Regions from separate parts of the Homo sapiens genome. Here region 2 is linked to region 1. The links are chromatin loops, found by intact Hi-C in ENCODE. Cell type or tissue: endothelial cell of umbilical vein. All regions are shown on one strand. Links, peaks and the distances in the headings refer to the core of each region. The heading gives the core; the rest is flanking DNA. Region 1 overlaps LOC107985486 (a long non-coding RNA gene). Region 2 has its middle 49 kb from the start of KRTAP19-8.

Region 1 (8,336 bases), core at 241-8,240:
TCTCTTTTTTTTTTGAGACGGAGTCTCACTCTGTCGCCCAGGCTCTGGAGTGCAGTGGCACGATCTCGGCTCACTGCAAGCTCCGCCTCCCAGGTTCACGCCATTCTCCTGCCTCAGCCTCCCGAGTAGCTGGGACTACAGGCTCCTGCCACCACGCCCGGCTAATTTTTTTCTATTTTTAGTAGAGACGCGGTTTCACTGTGTTAGCCAGGATGGTCTCGATCTCCTGACCTCGTGATCCGCCTGCCTCAGCATTCCAAAGTGCTGGGATTACAGGCGTGAGCACCGCGCCTGGCCTGCTGCAGTATTCTTGGCATCAAGATGGTACTCCAAGATAAGGAGAAGAGGAGAGAAAGAGAAATTCTCAACTGGCTTTCTTTTCTTTCAACCGGGAAGAAACATCTCTCCCAAAAACTTCCATTTTCATTTCAATGGCTAGAAACTTGTGACATGGCAACCCCTTCTTGCAAACTGCAAAAGAGCCTGGAAAAGGAGCATGTGAACAAACACAACAACATAGCTGTGACCAGCCTAACCAGTTGCCCTGCACTTTGTGTGTACATCCCTCCAGATCTCTACCCCTGCTAGCGTGTTGGCCAGAGCATCTTTCACTGCTCCTGCCCGGTCAGCTGGGTCCCTTGTGCTGCTGCCACAGCTGCTACTTGCCCAGTGACTTGCCACAGTGGCTGCCCCATTGTGTTGTCCTAGACACAACTTGACAGCATTTCCTGAACACACTCTGCTTCCCATCTCATGTCCTGGGAGTTCCCTGATGTCACTAGGGTAAGTGATGTAAACAGACCCTCACTTCCGGCCCCCTGTGTACAATCTGGAAGTTTAGGGGAGGAGGTCAACCCATGGGGTAGACTTTGACTAACAGAAGATTGAAACTCATGGATAGCTTTGCCTTTCTGTCTGTGGCAGGACTGTCCTGGGAGCAGTGGCTGAGAGGCCATCCCCATATGCAGTAGCCAGCTACACCCATCTCCTGTATTTTCTGCATTTCTTTTCCATCCTTCCCTGCTTAATCTGTGACCTCATTCCTGCTTTTTGGAACTATACTCCCCAACAAAATAGTAGCACACAAGGCCTTGCCCCAGGCTGTGTTTAATAAAGACTCTGACTCCATTTTTGATGTTCAATTGCTGACATCCTTTAAGCCTCCCTGCTCCCTCTGTCTGTGAGCAGAAGCCCTCACGCCAGCCCCATCTGCCACAAAACACCACACCAGTCTCCTCTTCCAGCTCTCTCAAACCATTTTCAGACCTGCCTGGAGCCTTCCTATTCCCCCCAGAAAGCCTTCTCTTGTGAATAATAAACAATTTCATACCCCCTAGGTGTGCGTATGGTGTCAGCAGTCTCAACATCAGGACCAAATTCTGGGTGATGTCCATTCTGCTTCTGCAGAGTGACTGCAGCACTCTGACACCAAACATTGTTTGTTCTCTGGGACTAGGCACACTGCCACCCTGAACAGTGATCAGAGTCCACTCAGTGAGGCAGATGTGGGAAGGACAGACGCTGTCCTGGCACTAGACCACAATGTAGAGAATTGGGGCCAAGACCCAGGAGGGGACACTTAGATCTCCCACCCCCATGGTGGTTACAGAGGGCTTGGTAGGAGAGTGTGGGGAGAAATGCTCCTTTGGAGAGAGTTGACCTTAAGTCCCACTGTCAGCCAGGGGAAGTGGTGGGGGTGTTTCCCCCTCACCTGGAGCCTAGTGAGAGGTGTCTTAAGAAGATTCCTAGAGAAGGGTTTGGAAGAGAATCTTTAGGGACAACTGTTGGTTGGGGATAAACAAGGGGATGCTTCCTCCCTTTCCTCAAGTCACTAGTGAGGTTGTAATAGGGTTGTCCAGAGAAACAACCAGTAGGATATATAGACACGCGCGCGCGCGCACACACACACACACACACACACACACACCACAGAAAGAGAGATTGGCTCACACAATTGTAGAGGTTGGCAAGTCCAAAATCTGCAGGGTGGAGGGTAGGCCAAAGATCCAGGGAAGAGCTGATTTTGCAGCTCAAGTCTGAAGGCAGACTGCTGGCAGAATTCTCCCTTCTCTAGAGGAGGTCATTCTTTTTCGATTAATGCCTTTAACTAATTAGATGAGGTCTACCCACATTATGGAGGGTTAATCTGTTTTTCTTAAAGTCTGCTGATTTAAATGTTAATCTCATCTGAAAATGACTTTCAAAACAATATCTAGACTGTTTTGACCAAATATCTGGGTACTGTGGTGTAGCCAAGTTGACACATGAAATTAACCATGACATGGGGCTTTAAGGAGTTTGCTGGGAGGACTTTCTCTATGTACCTGGAATTTTGGTGGGCACACAGTGGATTATCTGACTTTTACGGGGCAAATTAAAAAGACGAGAGGCAGCTGGCCAGTCACTCTTAGGGCAGAAGTAAAAAGAAATTGCAGTTCCCTTAGGGTTGGCCTCTGTCGCTTTGTTTTAAGACAAACATTGCAGGGGTGTTTCTCATGGTCCAGCTATGGGCTATGTCAGCAAAGGCTGGCTTGGAATTCTCTTGGGGTTTTGTCCAAGAAGGCTACCTGCAGAGGCAAAAAGGTCTCAGCAGAGAGGATCTGCCTGTATCAGTGCATTCCTGGGGCTGATGAGGAATGAGGGTACATGATACCTACAGTCAGAATAAAGACATGTTCATCCAGTGTCTTAGTGTGCTTGGGCTACCCCAGCAAAATACCAAAGAACAGGCATATTGCTTGATAGGTAGAACAACAAAAATGTATTTTCTCACAGTTCTGGAGGCTAGGAGTCTGGGATCAGATGCCAGTATGATTAGGTCCTGGAGAGGGCCCTCTTTTTCACCTGAAGACAGTGGCCTTCTCACTGTGTCCGCATACAGCCTTTCTCTGGTGCATGTGTGTGGAGAGAGAGTAAGCAAGCTTTTTAGTGTCTTCATATAAAGGCACTAACTCCGTCATTAGGGCCCCACCCTCATGATCACATCCAGCCCTATATACCTCCCAAAGGTCCCATCTCCAAATACCATCACATTGAGGATTAGGGCTTCAGTATGTGAATTTTGGAAGGATACAATTCAATTCATAGCCCACAGTCTGAGCAAATACAGGGGAGACTTCTGGTGGCAGAGTCTCTCAAGAATCCACAAAAACACCAAGGAGAGAGGCTACTCTTTAAGTTAGAAATTTCCCATCTCTTCCCCTCTCTTGGACCCTCAATCTTAAAGGAGTCAGAAACTGAAGCTAGCAGAATGGAAAAAGAATGCAAAATGCTATAATAAGCCAGGAAGAGAGACTATATCCCCTCCTTTTCCAACGCCAGCTGCCTGCTAGATTCTGGCCCAAGGTGGAGTGGACTCACCTTTTAACACTAGATTGAAATTCAGACCTGTACATGGAACCAATCATTTTAGTTACTAATTTGTGACAATGTTTTACATATCCAGAAAAGTCTTGGGCTGCCTGGATTTTCTTCCTGGAGCAGGGGAAGAACTAGTCTGACTGAGTACATTTTAAGTGAGAGTAGGGGAACAAAAATAAATTTACATTTTATGAGACATATGTGTTCTACTATTAGCTGTATTTTGCCTCCCTATCCAATTTTAAAGGGGGAAAATTTAACTTGTTAAATGATTGTTTGATAGGTAGAGTAATGAAAAATCCCAAGACATGCTCTCTAGATTTGAGAATTTCACAGGTAGTTTTCTCTGGGGGAATCTTAGGAATTAAAACATTTTGGCTGGGCGTGGTGGCTCACGCCTGTAATCCCAGCACTTTGGGAGGCCGAGGCGGGTGGATCACCTGAGGTCAGGAGTTCGAGACCAGCCTGGCCAACATGGTGAAACCGCGTCTTTACTAAAAATACAAAAAATTAGCTGGGCTTGGTGGCGGGTGCCTGTAATCCCAGCTACTTGGGAGCCTGAGGCAGGAGAATCGCTTGAGCCCGGGAGGTGGAGGTTGCAGTGAGCTGAGGTCGCGCGCCATTGCACTCAAGCCTGGGCAACAAGAGCGAAACTCCGTCTCAAAAAAACAAAACAGCATTTTAAGTAGATGTAATACCTGCAGTGGCCACTTGGTGGCAGCCGTCCACGAATGCTGCTTTCGGCTCGCTGCCCTTGGGGACTCTGTGGTTTTGTGTGACAAGCATTTTTTTTTTTTTTTTTGTCCAGCCTCCTAGAAAATTGCCTGCTCCTGTTTTGGTGGAAACTCTGTTTTCCCTGACAGTGTTTGTTTTGTGGTTGAGCCCTCTTTGGCTCCGCGAGGCCAAGTTTTGTGATGCTTTCTGAATATCAGATATTTTAGTTCTATCATGTTAAAGCAGTTTGGAATCTCTGTTGGGTTTGAGGTTTTTTTTTCTTTAGTCTTCTCCTTTAACTCAAACACTGACTGACACATTGAGAATGAAAAGCTGTTGTTACTTTTTCCTGGAAAAGTTTTCTCAAATCTCAGACTTTCTAAAACTCCTGACTCACATCAGAGGGAGAATGCTGTTTTTCTGCCACCCTCAAGCCCTCATTATTCATGTTTGCACATGTCATTAGCAGGGTGAGTTTTCTCTTGATTTGTACCAGATGGTGTGATTTTTTTTTTGGGGGGGGTGGGGGAAGAGAGTAGAAACTTGTTTCTTTAAACTCCACCAAAAATTGTTTTCTAATAGGTTCATTCCTTTAATAACAAAATTTCATTTATGAGGGCACAGTAGCACCCAGAACAAATTTTGATTTTGCAAACCAATGACCTTTTTATGGTTCTTTAGAAATGGAAGTCAGCTGTTGTCCAGAAGGGTTGGTGGCATGGGGACTTAGAAAGCCATGAAGTTTGAGCGCCGCTTTCTAATGTCTGACCTGATGTTTGTGGCTGCACTTGCTGTATGTCCTCAGGCACAACAGCTATTAGCTTTGTTGTGAATTTTAGAGGGAGTCACTTGTTCAGGCAATGGATACTGCATATGTGGCACTCTTTGCAGGTCCAGCTGGGTGACATGCTGAGAACAACCAGGTGTGCTCCCCGAGCTCATAGCACATATGGTCAGGTGGATAAAACAACCTTGATTTCAAACAAAACACCCAAAGGAGTGCATGTGTAATCACACACTGAAGGAAGAGCTCCGAAGGAAAAAAAAAAAAAACATGTTGTAGAATCACAGCAGACAACCACAGACCTGCTCTAGCTGGGTGGTCAGGCCGGGTCTCCCTAAAAAGTTAGACTGAAGGTGAAATCTGAAAGATGGATTGACATTAAGCAGGGAAAGGCAGTGAGATGGGAAGGGGAGTGTTGGTGGAAAAGAATGGGCCCAGGCAGAGGACAGAGGTGGGAATGGTGTGTCTAAGGAATGCAGGTTGGAGCACAGACAGCTAGAGGAAGAGAGCGTGAAATGAGGCCGGGGAGAACAGGCTGACCCAGAGGGCTACGGCAGAGCTGGTGTATTAGTCAGGGTTCTCCAGAAGGACAGAACTAATGGGATAGAGGTATATACTAAAGGGTGTTTATTATGGAGAATTAGCTCTCAAGGTCACAAGGTGAAGTCCCATCATAGGCTGCCTGCAAGCTAAGGAGCAAAGAAGCCAGTAGTGGCTAAGTCTGAGTCACCAAACCTCAAAAGTAGGGAAGCCAACGTACAGTCTGTGGCCTAAAGCCCAAGAGCACTCAGCAAACAACTGATGTAAGTCCAAGAGTCCAAAAGCTGAGGAACCTAGAGGCTGATGTTTGAGGGTAGGAAGCATCCAGCATGGGAGAAGGACGGAGTCCAGAAGACTTAGCCGTTCTAGTCTTTCCACGTTCTTCTGCCTGCTTTTATTCTGGCCGTGCTGGCAGCTGATTAGATGGTGCCCACCCAGATTGAGGGTGAGTCTGTCTCTCTCAGTCCACTGACTCAAATGTTAATCTCCTCTGGGAACACACTCATAGACACACCCAGAACAATACTTTGCATCCTTCAATCCAATCAAGTTGACTCTCAATATTAACCATGACAGCGGAGGAGCTGTTGTTGATACAGGAGGGTGTAATGAGTTTATACATTGAAAATAGCCCTGTTGCTGTAGAAATAGCACATGGAAGTGAAGTGGTGCCCAGGATGCCACAGGAGCAAAAAGGTGGCCATGCAAATCCTGGCACAAGAGAGAGGAACTTGGATGAGAGGACAAGGGCCTGGAGACTAGTGGCCAGATTCAAGAGACAGGTGGGACCTAAAATGGACGGAACTTTGGGAGGAATTGGGTAGGAAGGGGTGGTTAAGGGAAGACAGCATCATGGGTCATTCTGGCTGGAGTAACAATGTTTGATGGTCTCTTCAGCAAGTGAGGGGACACAGACTGAAGACAGGGTCAAGGTTAGAACATGACTTGGCTGCTTAAACGCAAGGACAAAGGTTGGGATCTCCACAGATGGACACAATGGAAAGAGGGAGAAAGACAAAAGAGTTTGGAGTATTAGCAAGTCATACAAATAAAATGTTTCTAAAATGCTGCTTTACACATCATTAGGAGTTTAATTATGGTTATTTTCATTCTCTGATCTGCTTCTTCTGTTCTTTTTCTCTTCCTTCTTTCTTTTTCCTTCCTTTCTTTACAGAATTTTATCTCAGCTTGCTCAAGTTTAATTGCAGAAAGTCTCACATTTTTCTACCTTATGAATCTCTAAGATCTTTTCCAGAGTTTTTACAAAGGGTTTATACAAATTTTGGTAAAATTGAGTAACTTTTCCAAAAGACCAGATACCTGGACCAGCTGGTAATTTGTCATAATTTAAAATTATTTTTATTTTAATGCACCTTTCACTCTATGGTTTTGTATTTTAATGCATCTCTTAACTATACATGGTTGATTTATAGTGTGACTTTGGATAAGTTATGTGACCCTTCTTTGCTTTTGTTTCCTAATTTGAAGAATAGATTAGTAAAAAGATGATATAATAATCATCTTTTTAATGGGTTGTTTTGAGGACTAAATGAGTGAAAACTCATAAGGTGCATTATAAGCACTTAATAAATATTAGTGTTGTTGGTAGCTATTGTTATGGCATGGGCCAGAATGGTAGACTGGGAGACCCACAGACAGAGCTAGAACTTAAGCAATGGAGGTTAAAGCTATGCTTAAATTACCTATGTGATGAAAGCTGGTGTTTCCTGGAGTTTACGATGCAGTTTGCATTATGGACGGAAAGTTTTTCTGGGTAGTGAAAGGAGAGTAGCCAGTGGGTGTTCATGCTTGCATGGCGAGATGAAGAATACACTTGGGTTTACACCCCTTTGTGTCTTTTTGGATGGGCCTTCTCTGAGTGACATGAGGAATACTGATACAGCTCCATAATAGCAGTAATAAGACCTGATATGGAGTAGGGGGGAGCTCAGCAGTTGCCAGCCCTGAACACACTTTATCTCGTTGAACTCCATAAGAGCCCTGTTGGGTTGAGTCTATTTTTGTTTCCGTTTTAGCAATGTGAAAAACCGAGATTACATAACTTGCCAAAGTGGTGGAGCTGGAAATCCAGATATTCTAGCTTTAGAGATCAACCAATGTGAATAAACAACTTCCATTTTCCCAGTCACATTTCCACTCCTAAAGTTTTCCCTAATCTCCAAGTTTTTACACTATTAAGAAGAATGCAGTCATGCAGATTTTGTTTTCTTTACCTTGAAAGAGGAGAGTTTAACCAGCTAAGGTATGTGTTGGTTGCAACAATCCTTAAAGACACATAATCCTAAGTTTCCATATTTTTTTTTTTGAGATGGAGTCTCACTCTGTTGCCAGGCTGCAGTGCAGTGGCGCAATCTCAGCTCACTGCAATCTCCATCTCCTGGGTTCAAGAGACTCTCCTGCTCAGCCTCATGAGTAGCTGGGACTACAGGCATGCGCCAACACACCTGGCTAATTTTTGTATTTTTAGTAGAGCCGGGGTTTCACTATGTTGGACAGGATGGTCTCGATCTCTTGACCTTGTGATCCACCCGCCTCGGCCTCCCAAAGTGCTGGGATTAGAAGTGTGAGGCACCGCACTTGGCCAAGTTTCTATACTTTAATGAGTGAAGAAATGGATGAATTCAAATATATTGGTAATGACAGAGATAATAAACATAGTTGCATAATCAAACCACTGTCTCCAACGGCCAGTTGCTAGAAGTAGGAAAGACATCTAAGTGAAGGAAGACAGAGCAATCAGATTCTGACCTTCCATATTTTGCAACTTATTTTTTTATTCATTCAATATAAACTTAGTAAGCTCCTACTATGGTCCAGGCCCTGTGTTTTGCTTTTATATCAGAATCTCGGTCATCAAGATGCTTATAGCTTCATGGAGGAGAGATGTAGGAAAATAAAAAAGCCTGCTAAAGCACAC
Region 2 (8,336 bases), core at 118-8,117, 1.6 Mb after region 1:
CCAAAGAGTGAGCAGCAGCAAGACTTACTGACAAGAGCGAAAATGCAAAGCTTCCACAAGGTGGAAGGGAACCCGAGTGGGTTGCAGCCGCTGGCTAGGATAGCCAGCTTTTATTCCCTTATTTGGCCCCACCCACATCCTGCTGATTGGTCCATTTTACAGAGCGCTGATCGGTCTGTTTTTACAGAGTGCTGATTGGTGCATTTACAAACCTTTAGCTAGACATAAAGCACTTATTGGTGCGTTTTTACAGAGTGCTGATTGGTGCGTTTACAAACCTTTAGCTAGACACAGAGTGCCCACTGGTGTTTACAATCCTTTAGCTAGACAGAAAAGTTCTCCAAGTCCCCACCCGACCCAGAGGCCCAGCCAGCTTCACCTCTCAATTTTACTTATGGCAGGCTTATCTTTCCAACTCGTTTGTAAATATATACTACAAAGGCAGGAAAATGGGCCCACGATAGTGTTTTTCACAAAAAGTAGTTTCTGACATTGGTTAATGAGTCACAGTGAAAAATGGAAGATGCTAATCTTCCAAAAAGCATAGGCCAGGCACGGGGTGGGGGTCATGCCTGTAATCCCAGCACTTTGGGAGGCCAACGTGGGAGGATCACTTGGGCCCAAAAGTTTGAGACCAGCCTGGGCAACACAGCAAGATTCAATCTCTACTAAAATAAAAAAAAAATAGGCATATGCCTGTAGTCCCAGCTACTCAGGAGGTGAAGGCAGGAGGATCACTTGAGCCTGGGAGTTCAAAGTTGCAGTGAACTATGATCCCTATCTCCAAAAATAAATAAATAAATAAAAGGCATAATTATAAGTTGGCAGAAATAATTATATAATAAATTTTTTTTTTTTGGAGACAGTCTCTCGCTCTGTTGCCCATGCTGGAGTGCAGTGGCACGATCTCAGCTCACTGCAACCTCTGCCTCCATGGTTCAAGAGATTCTCCTGCCTCACCGTCCAAGTAGCTAGGACTACAGGCACATGCCACCACGCCCAGCTAATTTATTGTATTTTTAGTAGAGACGGGGTTTCACCATGTTAGCCAGGATGGTCTCGATCTCCTGACCTTGTGATCCGCCCGCCTCAGCCTCCCAAAGTGCTGGGATTACAGGTGTGAGCCACTGCGCCCAGCCTGTAATAATTAATATGGTGATATCTGTCTTTACAACAATCCCACCCATGAGGTTGGTGATATTTGTATCCTATTTTTCGAGATGAGAAAATGGAAGGACAAAGAATTTTAAAAGCTTGCCCACTTACTGGTAGAGGTAGCAAAGCCAGGACTTGAACCCAGGAAGTCAGGCCCTCCAAAGTCTTCTATCATTTTATTTACTTGCCTTTTTTCCCCATTCCTGTTCAACTAATGGCTATGATTTGTGTCAAAGGTCTTTTCAGAACCAAAAGAAAAGAAAAGACAATATTGTATTAACTGATATTCTGTCTACTTTTACTGTCAGGTGAGACAGTTGCTTGGAATAGTGAATCAGAATCTGAACGTGGTGCTTCTAAGACAATAAAGACAGGGAGAATCCTAAGCTGGCATTCAAAAAAACGTCGCAGATCACATCATTCCACATCTCATTGTGTAATCTGGACAGCTGAACCCTCAACAGATTCAGGGACTAGTTCAAGGTCACACACGCAGCGAAAAATGTAGTTGAAACCAATTTAGTAGGAGGGCCCCTACCAACCTCCTCTTGTTAGTTTGAATAGCCTGCATGAGAAGGAAAAGCAGCAGTAATATCAATTAGAAACAGGAAAGCTCATCTGCCTCCTAACTCCCTAAAGATCTTTCGGGCCCTTTAAAAAAAGGTAGTGTCCAAGACACAAATACCAAGTCCACTGAAGGTCTCACTAACCAAATTGTGTGATGAGGCATTTCTGCAGATGAATATTTTTTTGGAGCTCTAAATCATCTCATCCTTAAATTAAATAATTCTTCCCCCCCCACCCCCCCGCCTCCACAAGGTAATTTAGAATAAAGAAGATAGTGTTTGTAACACACCTTTCTTGCCCCCAACACACATGCACCTTGATCCCCTCATCTGTCGGGCTACAAAGTTCCTTTTAAAAAATATTTTTTCTAATTGATAAAATTTGCTTTTGCTCATTAACTTTCCCAGTTAAAAGCCCTGGCTAGATGCTTTTTAAAGTAACACAGATGGAGATACGGGAAAGCAAAGATCAGAAACATTGGTGAAAGCACTGAAATGTTTCTTTTCTAAAAAGATTCATTAGTGATCAGACAGAAAAAAAGGAAGAAAGGAAGGCGGGAGGGAGGGATAGACAGAGGGAGGGAGGAAGGAACAGAGAAAAAGAAAGAAGGAAGGAAGGAAGGGAAAGAGGGAGGGAGAGAGAAAAAAGAAAGAAGGAAAGAAAGAAAACCTAAATTTCTTTTCAGTTGCTTAACAAAAGAACTTCTGGAAAGCTATAGTCTCCATGCAGAAAATGATTTTAGCTATCAAATATTTTTCTAAATGCTCTCCAGATTTGACAATGGATTTTTCTAAACTCCCACATTGCCCTCTCTGGGGCCAGGACAGGCTAAACTGTGAAAATGAATGGTTGAGGAAAAGAATACTGAACTCTGCCATGTGACTGTTCAACTGTTAATCTACACCCAAAAATGAAAGTCCATTTCCATCCTTAAAAATAGTAAAGGGGAAGGAAAAGTATCTTTTCCATTTGGTCCATTTTCTTGGAAAGTTTGTTATTAAAGGAAACGGTGGCCAGGCGCGGTGGCTCACGCCTGTAATCCCAGCACTTTGGGAGGCCGAAACAGGCGGATCACCTGAGGTCAGGAGTTCGGGACCACCCTGACCAATGTGGCAAACCCCAGTCTCTACTAAAAATACAAAAATTAACCAGCCGTGGTGGTGGGTGCCTGTGCTCCCAACTACTCGGGAGACTGAGGCAGAAGAATGGCTTGAATCCAGGAGGTGGAGGTTGCAGTGAGCCAAGATCGCGCCATTGCACTCCAGCCTGGGCGGCAGAGCAAGACTCCGTCTCAAAAAGATAAATAAATAAAATAAAGGAAACAGTTATTTGTCTGGGAAGAGGTGGATAAATGTTCAAAGAATGTGAAGAAGAGAAACATCCCCTTCCTGTTATCACATCTGAGCTGACTTATTGAAATAATAACAGGAGAAGGAAATAAAAAAAAGGGAAAGGAAAGGAGGAAAGGCCAGAGAGGAGGGAGGAAGAGAGAGAGAGAGAGAGAGAGAGAGAGAGAGAGAGAGAGAGAGAGAGAGAGAGAATGAAAATAAGAACGATAATTTTGGGACCCAGCAATATGCTTGAGTTTGCGTTTGACTCTAAAAACATTCATAGTGAAACAGCGGCCTCCTCTGGTCACAGGCAGGAAATTCAAGAACTTCTGTTTCTTACCAAAGTCAATTTTAAACTATGAAAATGGATGGATTATTACATTGGAAAAGAACTGTATTCAACATTTACCAAATCTGCCGTTGTGCACTAAAACCGTATAAACTAGAAAACTCAACCCAAAATCAGTGTTCTGAGGGTGATGAGTTCCAGCAAAAATCCTATGAGAAATTAGAGTTGGATAGGATCTTGCTCACATTTAATCTATTCTCCCTCACAGTGATCTTCCCTAGTTAAATTAAGTAAAAGTTGAAAATTATCCTCCAGGGTGAAACAATTTTCCCAAAATGGTCACTACTGGTCTGCTTGTACTCCATTCGGAGCCAGATAGACCTAGATTTGAATGCTGGATTCATAGAGCTGCATAACTTTGGACCAGGACTTGCCCTGTTTTTCCATCTGTAAAATAGGCCCCATAGCACCTCTCAGGGCTTCTCTGCAGATGCAGTGAAAGCACACACAAAGCACTAAGCATGTAGGAAAAATTTTGACAACGTCAGGGCCCCTTCCTGTTGCTACCACTGAGTCCAATATAGCTCGTAGCTCACTGAATTGTATGTCTAATGTTTGTGTATTTTTTTTTGTTTTACTCATTTATAAAAGCAAAGATCGTCTTTATAACTTTTATTGCGGTAAAACGTGATATTTGGTAAGATATAATTTGCCATTCTAACCATTTGTAAGTGTACATTTCAGTGGCATCAATTATATTCACAATATCGTCCAACCATCACCACTATCCATTTCCAAAACTTTTTCATCACTCCAAATAGAAACTTTGTATCCGTTAAGAAATAATTCCTCCTCCCCTCCTCCTCCTCTCATTGCTGGTAACTTCTAATCTACTTTCTATCTCTATGAATTTGCCTGTTTTATATATTTCATGTAACTAGGATTATGCAATATTTGTCCTTTTGTGTCTGGTTTATATCACTTACCATAATATTTTTGAGATTCATTCATGTTGTAGTGCGTCCGGAATTGGTGGCTTCTTCGTCTCACTGACTTCAAGAATGAAGCAGCAGACCCCCGCGGTGAGTGTTACAGTTCTTAAAGATGGTGTGTCTGGAGTTTGTTCCTTCTGGTGGTTTCGTGGTCTCGCTGACTTCAGGAGCGAAGCTGCAGACCTTCACGGTGAGTGTTACAGCTCTTAAAGGCTGCACGTCTGGAGTTTCGTTCCTTCCGGTGGGTTCATGGTCTTGCTGGCCTCAGGAGTGAAGCTGCAGACCTTCGCGGTGAGTATTACAGCTCATAAAAGCGGCGCAGACCCAAAAAGTTAGCTGCAGCAAGATTTATTACAAACAGCAAAAGAACAAATCCTCCACAGCATGGAAAGGAACCTCAGCGGTTCGGGTGGCCTGCTTTTATTCCCTCATTTGGTCCCACCCACATCCTGCTGATTGGCCCATTTTACAGAGAGCTGATTGGTCCGTTCTACAGAGAGCTGTTCGGTCTGTTTTGACCGAGTGCTGATTGGTGCGCTTACAAATCTTTAACTAGACACAGAGTGCTGATTGGTGCGTTTACAATCCTTTAGCTAGACACAAAAGTTCCCCAAGTCCCCACCCGATTAGCCAGACACAGAGCAATGATTGGTGCGTTTACAAACCTTTAGCTAGACACAAGTGCTGATTGGTGCATTTACAATCCTTCAGCTAGACGGAAAAGTTCTCCAAGTCCCCACCCCGCCTACAAGCCCAGCCGGCTTCACCTCTCTCTGGCACTCCCATGGGTCTTTGCGGCACCTAGCCTGGGCACTCCCGCAGCCCGGACGGAGCTCGTTCCGGATCAAGCCCAGCGGACACCTGCCGGCCGCGCCAAGCGCAGAGCCCGCCGAGCCCGCGCCCACCTGGAACCGTGCCGGCCTGCGAGCGCCGTGCGCAGCCCCGGCTCCCGCCCGCGCCTCTTCCTCCACACCTCCCCGCCAGCAGAGGGAGCCGGCTCTGGCCTCGGCCAGCCCCAGAGAGGGGCCCCCACAGCGAAGCAGCGGGGTGAAGGGCTCTTGGAGCAGGGACAGAGCGGAGGCCAAGGCCGAGGAGGCGCCAAGAGCGAGCGAGGGCTGCTAGCAGTTGCCACCTCTCAGTAGCATGCATCAAAACTTTATTACATGGGGTGCAGTGGTTCACGCCTGTAATCCTAGCACTTTGGGAGGCCGAGGCGGGCGAATCACCTGAGGTCAGGAGTTCAAGACCAGCCTGGCCAGCATGGTGAAACCCCGTCTCTACCAAAAATACAAAAATCAGTCAGGTGTGGTGGGCCACACCTGTAATCCCAGGTACTTGGGAGGCTGAAACAGGAGAATCGCTGAACCTGGGAGGCAGAGGTTGCAGTGAGCTCCAGCCTGGGCGACAGAGCAAGACCCTGTCTCAGAAAAAAAAAAAAAAAACTTTATTCCTTTTTCTTGCTGAATAATACTTCCTTACATAGATATACAGTTTGTTTAGCCGTTCATCTGTTGACAGACACTGAGTAATTACCACCTTTTGGCTATTGTGAATAATAAGCATTGTTGCACAAGTAACTATTCAGGTCCCTGCTTTCGGTTCTTTTGTATGTATACCCAGAGCATACGGTACATTCCATGTTTCATTTTTTTTCATTTTTTTAATAGAGTCTCCCTATCTTGCACAAGCTGGTCTCCAACTCCTGGATTGAAGCAATCCTCTTCTCAGCCTCCCAAGTAGTTTGTATTACCGACATGAGCTACCACACCCAGCTATGCTTAATGTATTTGTGTGTGTGTATATATATATTTTTTTTTATTTATTTTTTTTTTTTGGAACCACCACCATAGTCTATTCCACATCAGGTGTACCATTTTACATTCCCACAAGCAAGCCACAAGGGTTCCAATTTCCCCACACCCTTGCCAACAGTTGCTGACGGGATTTTTCATTGTGCAAAACTGAAACTCTGTATCCATTAAACAACTTTGTTTTCCTTCCCCCTACCCTTGGCAACCACCTTTTCCTCACTCCAAACACAAACTTCCTACCCATTAAGCAGTAACTCCTCCTTTCCTCTCTCCCAGCTCCTGGTAACTTTCAATCTACTTTGTTTCTATGAGTTCGGCTACTTTAGATACCTCTTGTCAGTGGAATCATACAGTGTTTGTCTTTTTATGACTGGCTGGCTTCACTTAGCATAATTTCCTCAAGGTTCCTCCAAGTTGTCATATGTAACAGGGTTTTTTTTCTTTTTAAAAGCTGAATAATATGCCTTTGTATGTACATTGCATTTCCTTTATCCATTCTTCCATCAATGGACATTTGGGTTGCTTCTACCTCTTGGCTACTGTGAATAATTCTGCAATGAACATTGGTTTGAAAATATCTCTTCAAGATCCTGCTTTCAATTCTTTTGGCTATATACCCAGAAGTGAAGTTGCTAGGTTATATGATAAATCTATTTTTAAGTTTTTGAGGAATCTCCATATTGTTCTCCATGGCAGCCTGTACCATTTTACCTTCCTACCAACAGCACACAAGGGTTCCAGTTTCCCCACATCCTCTCCAACACTTGTTATTTTGTGTTTTTTGATAGTGGCCATACTAATATGGGTATGAGGTGACATTTCATTGTAGTTTTGATTTGCACTTCTCTAATGATTAGTGATGCTGAGCATCTTTTCATATGCTTGGTGGCCATTTGGACACCATCCCTGGAGAAATTTATATTCAAGTACCTTGCCCAGTTTTTAGTTTTTTGTTGTTGAGTTGTAGTAGCTCTTTATATATTCTGGGTATTAATCCCTTGTCAGATATATGATTTGCAAATATTTTCTCCCATTCTGTAGCTTAGCTTTTCACTTTGCTGACTCTTTCCTTTGATGTGCACAAGTTTTTAAGTTTGATGTAGTCCCATCTGTTTGTTTTTGCTTTTGTTGCCAAGCTTTTTGTGTCATGTATAAGAACTTATTGCCAAATCCAAGATGATGAAGATTTATCTCTGTTTTCTCCTAAGAGTGTTATGGTTTTAGCTCCTATATTTAGGCCATTGATTTATTTTGAGTGAATTTTTTTTCTTTCTGCTTTTGGGCTTTAAATAAAACAAAATTTTATTGAGCTGTAAAATTATTTATATACATATTTTTGGCTTACATTTATATGAGACATCCACTCCAAATGAAATTTCAAATGAAATTTTTGACATTTTATTTCAAAATTATACTTGTGTGGTTTTCTGCATATTTACAAATAGTAGTTGTAATTTTTTCTCTTATGATTTTATTCTCAAACTATAAATACTGACTTAGATACCCTTAATTCATCATAATCTGTCAAACATTTTCTGATTTTATTTCTCTATATTTTATAGAGGATATGTCTCAGGTTTGGGATAGTATCTTAATACAATAAAGTAACTTAACCCCTGAAAAAGGCAAACATACAGATAAAGTCTTACCAAAAAGCAATAATTTTTCAGTCAATTTGATAAGAAAGAAGGATGAACTATAGACACCCTGAATAAAAATTGAGGCATTGTTATTTTTTTACTCATCATTAAGAAATATGGGTTTTAATTAAATATAATTTCTATAATTAACTATTTAAAATTCTTTTTTCTCTTCTATAGTTTTTTATTGATATATAATAATTACACATAATTATGGAGTACATTTGATATTTGGTTAGATTAATACAATGTGTAATCAAATCAGAGCAATTAGAATATCTATCACCTCATTTATCATTTCTTTGTGTTTCTAACACAGAAATGCCAGATCTTCTCTTCTAGCTATTGTGAAAGGCACAATAAATTATTATTAACTATTGTCACTTTATTGCTCTACCAAACATTAGAACTTATTCCTTCTATTTAATGTATTTTCTTTATTGGGTAAGGAAATACATCCCCAATCCCCACTACCCTTCTCACCCTCTGGTAACCATCCTTCTATGTTCTACTTCCATAAAATCAACTTTGATTGAGACATATGAATAAGA

The links. Hi-C counts contacts between places; a loop is a spot of excess contacts. Peaks named below come from ENCODE experiments on the same cell type or tissue, not always from the same donor. Only the 100,000 strongest peaks of a DNase experiment are listed, where the experiment ranks them.
Region 2: a loop joins it to region 1, with 33 times the contacts of the local background. A loop is called at or near these places in 5 of 110 quality-filtered maps.

The regions. Positions count from the first base shown.
Region 1 is chr21:29,472,556-29,480,891 of GRCh38, forward strand. It overlaps LOC107985486 (a long non-coding RNA gene), which reads left to right. Exons shown (of 2, transcript XR_001754998.2): 2 at 1-1,128. Among named protein-coding and RNA genes, the nearest start is that of BACH1-IT3, 19 kb to the right of the region's middle. In endothelial cell of umbilical vein, for the core only: a CTCF peak has its summit at 4,084 (motif pointing right); a DNase peak (open chromatin) is centred at 4,106; H3K27me3 peaks cover 196 bases.
Region 2 is chr21:31,083,287-31,091,622 of GRCh38, forward strand. No RefSeq gene overlaps it. Among named protein-coding and RNA genes, the nearest start is that of KRTAP19-8, 49 kb to the left of the region's middle. In endothelial cell of umbilical vein, for the core only: a CTCF peak has its summit at 3,369; a DNase peak (open chromatin) is centred at 3,345.